Linked DNA regions of Homo sapiens: region 2 is linked to region 1. Evidence: chromatin contacts called from ENCODE Hi-C or POLR2A ChIA-PET data. All regions are on one chromosome and are shown on one strand. Each heading gives the region's core, a stretch centred on a gene start or an enhancer-like site at or near the end of the contact. The rest is flanking DNA. Distances are from core to core; before and after follow the strand shown. Region 1 holds the start of SEMA6C (semaphorin 6C). Region 2 overlaps PIP5K1A (phosphatidylinositol-4-phosphate 5-kinase type 1 alpha).

Evidence for each region. A loop is a pair of places that touch in the nucleus more often than their neighbours do. ChIA-PET counts read pairs that join two places held with the same protein, here RNA polymerase II (POLR2A). Pooled maps may share reads with other maps.
Region 2: a pooled map shows a loop between it and region 1 (1.9-fold over the local background). The contact joins the enhancer-like site here to the promoter of SEMA6C in region 1. A Hi-C loop is called at or near these places in 1 of 50 pooled maps. POLR2A ChIA-PET finds 5 or more read pairs at or near these places in 3 of 52 experiments (A673, RWPE1 and activated CD4-positive, alpha-beta T cell).

The regions. Positions count from the first base shown.
Region 1 is chr1:151,145,302-151,147,979 of GRCh38, reverse strand. It overlaps SEMA6C (semaphorin 6C), which reads left to right and starts at 1,349. Exons shown (of 19, transcript NM_030913.6): 1 at 1,349-1,547. RefSeq lists silencers at 872-931, 1,142-1,601.
Region 2 is chr1:151,236,759-151,239,436 of GRCh38, reverse strand. It overlaps PIP5K1A (phosphatidylinositol-4-phosphate 5-kinase type 1 alpha), which reads right to left. Exons shown (of 16, transcript NM_001135638.2): 9 at 2,674-2,678; 10 at 1,172-1,255; 11 at 259-307. Among named protein-coding and RNA genes, the nearest start is that of PSMD4, 17 kb to the left of the region's middle. Within about 2 kb of position 1,341, at least 4 of the 41 ENCODE cell types and tissues checked have a DNase peak (open chromatin) inside an H3K27ac peak, as active enhancers do.

The DNA of each region.
Region 1 (2,678 bases), core at 100-2,599:
TCTCTCTTTCTCTGTATGTGCGTGTGCACATGTGTGTGTATGTTTAGGTCTCTTGTGTACTCGCTGTGGGGCTTAGCCTAGTTGTTGATACTCCCCTCCCTGATCACAGTCCAGTTAAGGCTGGCCTAAAGTGGCAAACCCCTTCCCCCTCCTTTCCTCTAGTCCAGAGTCCAAGATGTGGGTAGAAGTGTTCAGTCAGATAAAACTATCTGAGAATGCCAGTGTCTCCCAGGCCACCCACTTTCCTGGAGAATTTTGAGAATGTCTTTTGTCCCAGCCCCACATAGAGAAGAATCCTACCAGGCAATACCAAGGTACCAAGCAATCCTGTCTGTAGTAGTTTATTCTTCCTCCTCACTGACATTCCCAGGGGCTTTATGAAGGGTGGGGAGGGAGAAGGGGCAGTTTTGCTGTTTGGAGGGATGTCACGGTCCTCTGAGGAAAGGTGGGACGTATGTCTGTGGGGCAGGAAGGCTGTGTGGGTTACTTTATCAAGTCTTAGCGTTGCTACTCTTTGTGCCTTTCTCTGAGTCAGTTAGTCTTGATTTCCACATCTGTTTTGGCTTCAGCCTCTCTCACCTGCCCTCTTCCATTACCCAACAGCCTGACTGCTAGCTAGTTCTTGCCATAGTGGCCCAAACTCATGCTGCTTTGTAGAGGTGGGAGGGGAGGAGATCATGGAAACAAGGGAAACCTCCTGCTGACACCTTCCTTTCCTTTCCCAGGCCTCCAGCCCCCACGCGCATGCTAGGCCTCCTTATCCGGGTCAGGACGAACCAGAGGAGGCCTACGGGGAGAAATAAGGAGACAGAGGGACAACGCATAGAGAGGAGCAACAGAGAGTTGGGGGCAGAGTCAGGGAGATGCGGGATGCGCCCTCGGGAGCAAGGTCGCCCAAGCCGTATAGGAGGGGAAGGGAGGACGGATCGCGCAGGCTCTGACAGCCCAGCCCAGCCCCGCGAGGCTCCCAGGTTTCCTGTCTGTTTCTCCTCCCAGCTCCTCTTCCTCTCTTGGGAAATTTCTCCCCAGAGCCTCTCCTGTGCCAGCCTGTCTCTGCTTCTGTATGTATTTCTTCCTCTGCCCGGTGTCGGCGACTGTCCGTGGGTCTCTCCATCTCGCGTCTGTCTCTGGTCTCCAGTTCAGCCTCCCGGCCTGGCCCTCTGGGTGGACGGTGCTCCTGGCGCCCCTCCCCGGGCAGCACTATTGGCGGAGAGGTGACGAGAAGGCGGTGTCTAGCCGCCCTCCGAGGGCGGGATTAGTCGCGGCGACCCAAAGGCGGGCAGGAGGTGGGCCCGGCTGGGAGGCGGGCGGGGCCACTGGGGCCGAGCCCAGAGCCCCGGGCGGTCGCATTGTTTTCCTCCGCGGATCCGCGGCTGGACTTGGACCCAGGGCTCTCCCGACAGCGCCCTGGAACCCAAATTCAAGCACCATCCAATTCGGACGCTCATCGCATCTCGCCTGAGCACAACCACGGATTGCGAACTCAGCGCAGCGCGTGGCCGCTGGCCGCCCGCGGCGATCTCGATCCCGCTGACCCGAATCCTGGAGCAAGTACCCCGGGCAGGGAAGGGGCTGCGGGGAGGCGGGGAGGGAGCAGGAGGGCGCGGCCGGCGGGGGGCAAGCTTCTGAAGCGCTAGGGGACCAGGGAGGTGTCGGCGCCCGGTGTGCCTGGCTGACGGAGAGGGTCAACGAAATTGGGGTGCAGGGAGGAAGGAGGGACAGTGGCCGAGCCCCGTAACTGTACTGGTGAGAGCAGAGTCTGGGCACCTCGTTCAATTGGGCTTTCGTCGAGTCGCATCCCGCTGGACTGGGAAGCGCGAAAAGGGATTATTTGAGGCGCGCTCCGTAGAGAGCGTGGAAAACCTGGCCCCTTGCTTTCCCAGCAAGGAAACTAGGGCTCCGAGACCCACGGAGAACTAGACCCTCCTGACGCCCCTGAAGGGATGGGAAGAGGGACGCATCGTTCCGGACTTTGTGTCACGGGTGCTCCTCTGTCCTTGTGCAAGCCGGAATCTGAGCACCCTCTGAAGGGTTGGCTCGTGCAAAGAGGCGGCGAATGGGGCCCTCGAGCAACATCGGTCCCAGCGCCTATCTCCTTCCTTCAGCCCGCTCGGCCCGGGGCTTTGTTAGACTGAGGTCTCCCAAGGAGGACATCCGAGCTGGCAACTGCCTCCTGAGCCCACGGTCCCCACTGAGCGCCGGCCTCAGGCCCGCCCTCGTCGGTTCTCAGCCTCTGGCCCTGTTTCCCTGGCCTGGGAGACCCGCCTCCGCTCCCCAACCCCCGCTCCTATCCCCTCTTCGTCTGCGCCTGCAGGCCCCTCCAGCCCCTCCTCTCGCTAACGTGGCTCTGGGACCCGGTCCCGGCCCAGACTCTGCTACCGGCCCCTCCTCGGAGCCCCGGATCCGGTGAGGGGGAGACAGGTCGAGCCCCTGGCCCTAGGCCCACCTCTTTTCGAGGCTTTAGACACCTGGATTGTCCTGGTTGGGGGTTGGGTGGGAAGGAGGGTAGGTGCTGAGTGTGGGGCTAAGAGCTAAGAGTGGGGGAAATGGCTTGGAGAAAGGAAAGCTCCGGTTCCACAGGCTCCTTGGCGCGACCCTGCTCCCTCTGAGGAAGGTGGACTGGGGCGGGCGACCAGCCCAAAGGCTTCCTGCTATTGTCCCCAGCCCAGTCTCCCCTT
Region 2 (2,678 bases), core at 92-2,591, 91 kb before region 1:
GCTGGGCGTGGTGGCACGCGCCTGTGGTCCCACCTACTCGGGAAGCTGAGGCAGGAGAATCACTTGAAACTGCGAGACGGAGGTTGCAGCGAGCCGAGATCACGCCACTGCACTCCAGCCTGGGTGACAGAGTGAGACCCTGTCTCAAAAAAAAAAAAAAGAAAAAAGAAAAAAGAAAAAATTGCAAGAAACTGAGGCCAATCAGAAGTGATGGAGGCAGAAGTGTACGGTAAGAGAGCCTCTAGTATTACTACTTACTCCGTCATGTACCAGGGCTTTCCAAGAGTGCTCCAACTTCTTAACAAACCTGCAAGAAAAATGTACATCACCTACTCACGTCATTTTTAAATAAATGACCTTAATAACTTTATATTTTAGGGGGTTAAAGGGGTAATAGAAAATCTTGAAAAGACAGAAGCTGAGAAAGCACATCTACTGGTACACTGGTTTTCCCAAGAACAGGCATGGCAGTGCTGGTTCATCACAGAGACCAATGTTGTTTCTAGGTAAGTCAATTATTCCCCCCATGGGAAAAGGGCAATTTATGTCCCTGACAAATCAGGAACATGAATATTTATTATAAAAGGAGAGCTGAAGGAACAGATGGGCAAGACTGGAAAGGGTAGTTAAAACTGGATGATAATACTGAACCAACAAATCAAGTACCGTCCAGTCCTCATTAGTATTTAAAACCTTACAGGAACAAAACTGGGGTCTAACAATTCCAGCTCCTCCCTGATGATCACTCCATTGCCTCTTAGTTCCACAGTCTAATACATTTTACAGAACACAGTGACCCTCCTGTTTTTCCTCCTTGGAAAAGGGTAACGTTTCCAGTTGTATCCCCATGTGGAACATGACTCATCTCATAGGTTTTTGCAAAGAGCCAGACAGATGGCATATTCTACCCTGGTGCTTCCAAGGACTGACTCAGCTTTCCACAGAAGGTATACATTATGTCTGGGGAGATGGGGGAGGAAGGGTTATAAAGGCCGGGGAAAGAGGCAAAATCAAGGAAATAAACCATCTGAAAACTAATGAAGTAAGTAGCCAGACTGCAACTCACTGTTCTTGCTTCCGGAAGAACTTGGTAACAAACCTATCTAAAAGAGAAACGTGACTGGTTATCTGTATCCACCCTCTCTTAATTTGGGATCCATATGCTCCTCACCTGTAAGACTGTAGAATGTCAATGATGCCAATATAAAGCAGAAGCCTTTCCCCTTTACTATTCCGGGCAGGGATGCCACCCATACTGGAAAAGGCAAAAAGGAAAGGGTGAGAAAATCTGTTGGCTAGTTTAGTCAGATCAGGATGGGGAAGTGAAACCTACACATAACTGCCTCATCCTCCATAAACCAGAAGGTCAGATAATAAGTGATCAAGAAAACAAAAAGAGAAAAAAATACATTAAAAAAACAGGAGAAAATGAGATCCTTCCTCTAACCCCAGGAACTCTCTACAGTATGTATTATAATCTAGTTTTCTCCAAATCTTCTTGCCTACCTCTTCCACTCTGATTCCACCAAAGAGAATCTAAAATTGCCACTACTCAGCAATTTTGGGAATGCTCTCCTAATTAACTCAACTTCTTCAGTACTTTTGCTATCTTAATTTATGCCCACTAAGACACTCTTCTTGAGAGTCATATTACAGGATACCTTAAAAAAATGAAACAATCTAAGATATTTGTGACACTTCAGTAATTACACTTACTAGGCATGATGAAGAAGGATGCCTTCCACAAAGAAGTCTATAACAATTTTTTTTTTTTTGACACAGGGTCCCATTCTTTTTGCCCAAGCTGGAGTGCAGTGGCATGTACAGTGGCTCACTGCAGCCTTGACCTCCTGGGCTCAAGCAATTCTGCCTCATCAGCCTCCTGAGTAGCTGGGACCACAGGTGCTCACCATCACACTCAGGTAATTTTTGAGTTTTTGTAGTGATGAGGTCTCATCATGATGCTCAGGCTGATCTCAAACTCCTGGACTCAAGTGATCCGCCTGCCTCAGCCTTCCAAAGTGTTGGGATTACTGGCATGAGCCACTGTGCCCAGCCCTAATAAAGTTCTAATATAATTTGCAGACATGCATTTAAGACTATAATTTTTTAAGTCTTTAACTCTTGAACAGCTCTCCTTCCCACATATACTATAAACCCGAAATTAATCTTCTTTTCATTTTGTATTAAGAAAGCTCGTTCAAGCTCATTCTATACTTCTGTCAACAATAATGTTACTGATCCAACTGCTGAGTCAAGGCTACTCCTTTCCAGAAGCTGGGTCCCTTCCTAAAGAAAAAGTGCTGTGGCCGGGCACGGTGGCTCACGCCTGTAATCCCTGCACTACGGGAGGCCAAGGCGGGTGGATCACCTGAGGTCAGGAGTTCGTAGACTAGTTTGCCCAACATGATGAAACCCCTTCTCTACTAAAAATACAAAAAATTAGCTGGGTGTGGTGGCAGGTGCCTGTAGTCACAGCTACTCAGGAGGCTGAAGCAGGAGAATCGCTTGAACCCAGGAGGTGGAGGTAGTAGTAGGCTGAGATCGTGCCATTGCACATCAGCACATCAGCCTGGGCAACAAGAGTGAAACTAAAAAAAAAAAAAAAAAAAAAAGAAAAGAAAAGTGCTGTGGGCCTATGTTCTCCCCCCTAGTGGCCCTGAGCCCACTTACTGGTC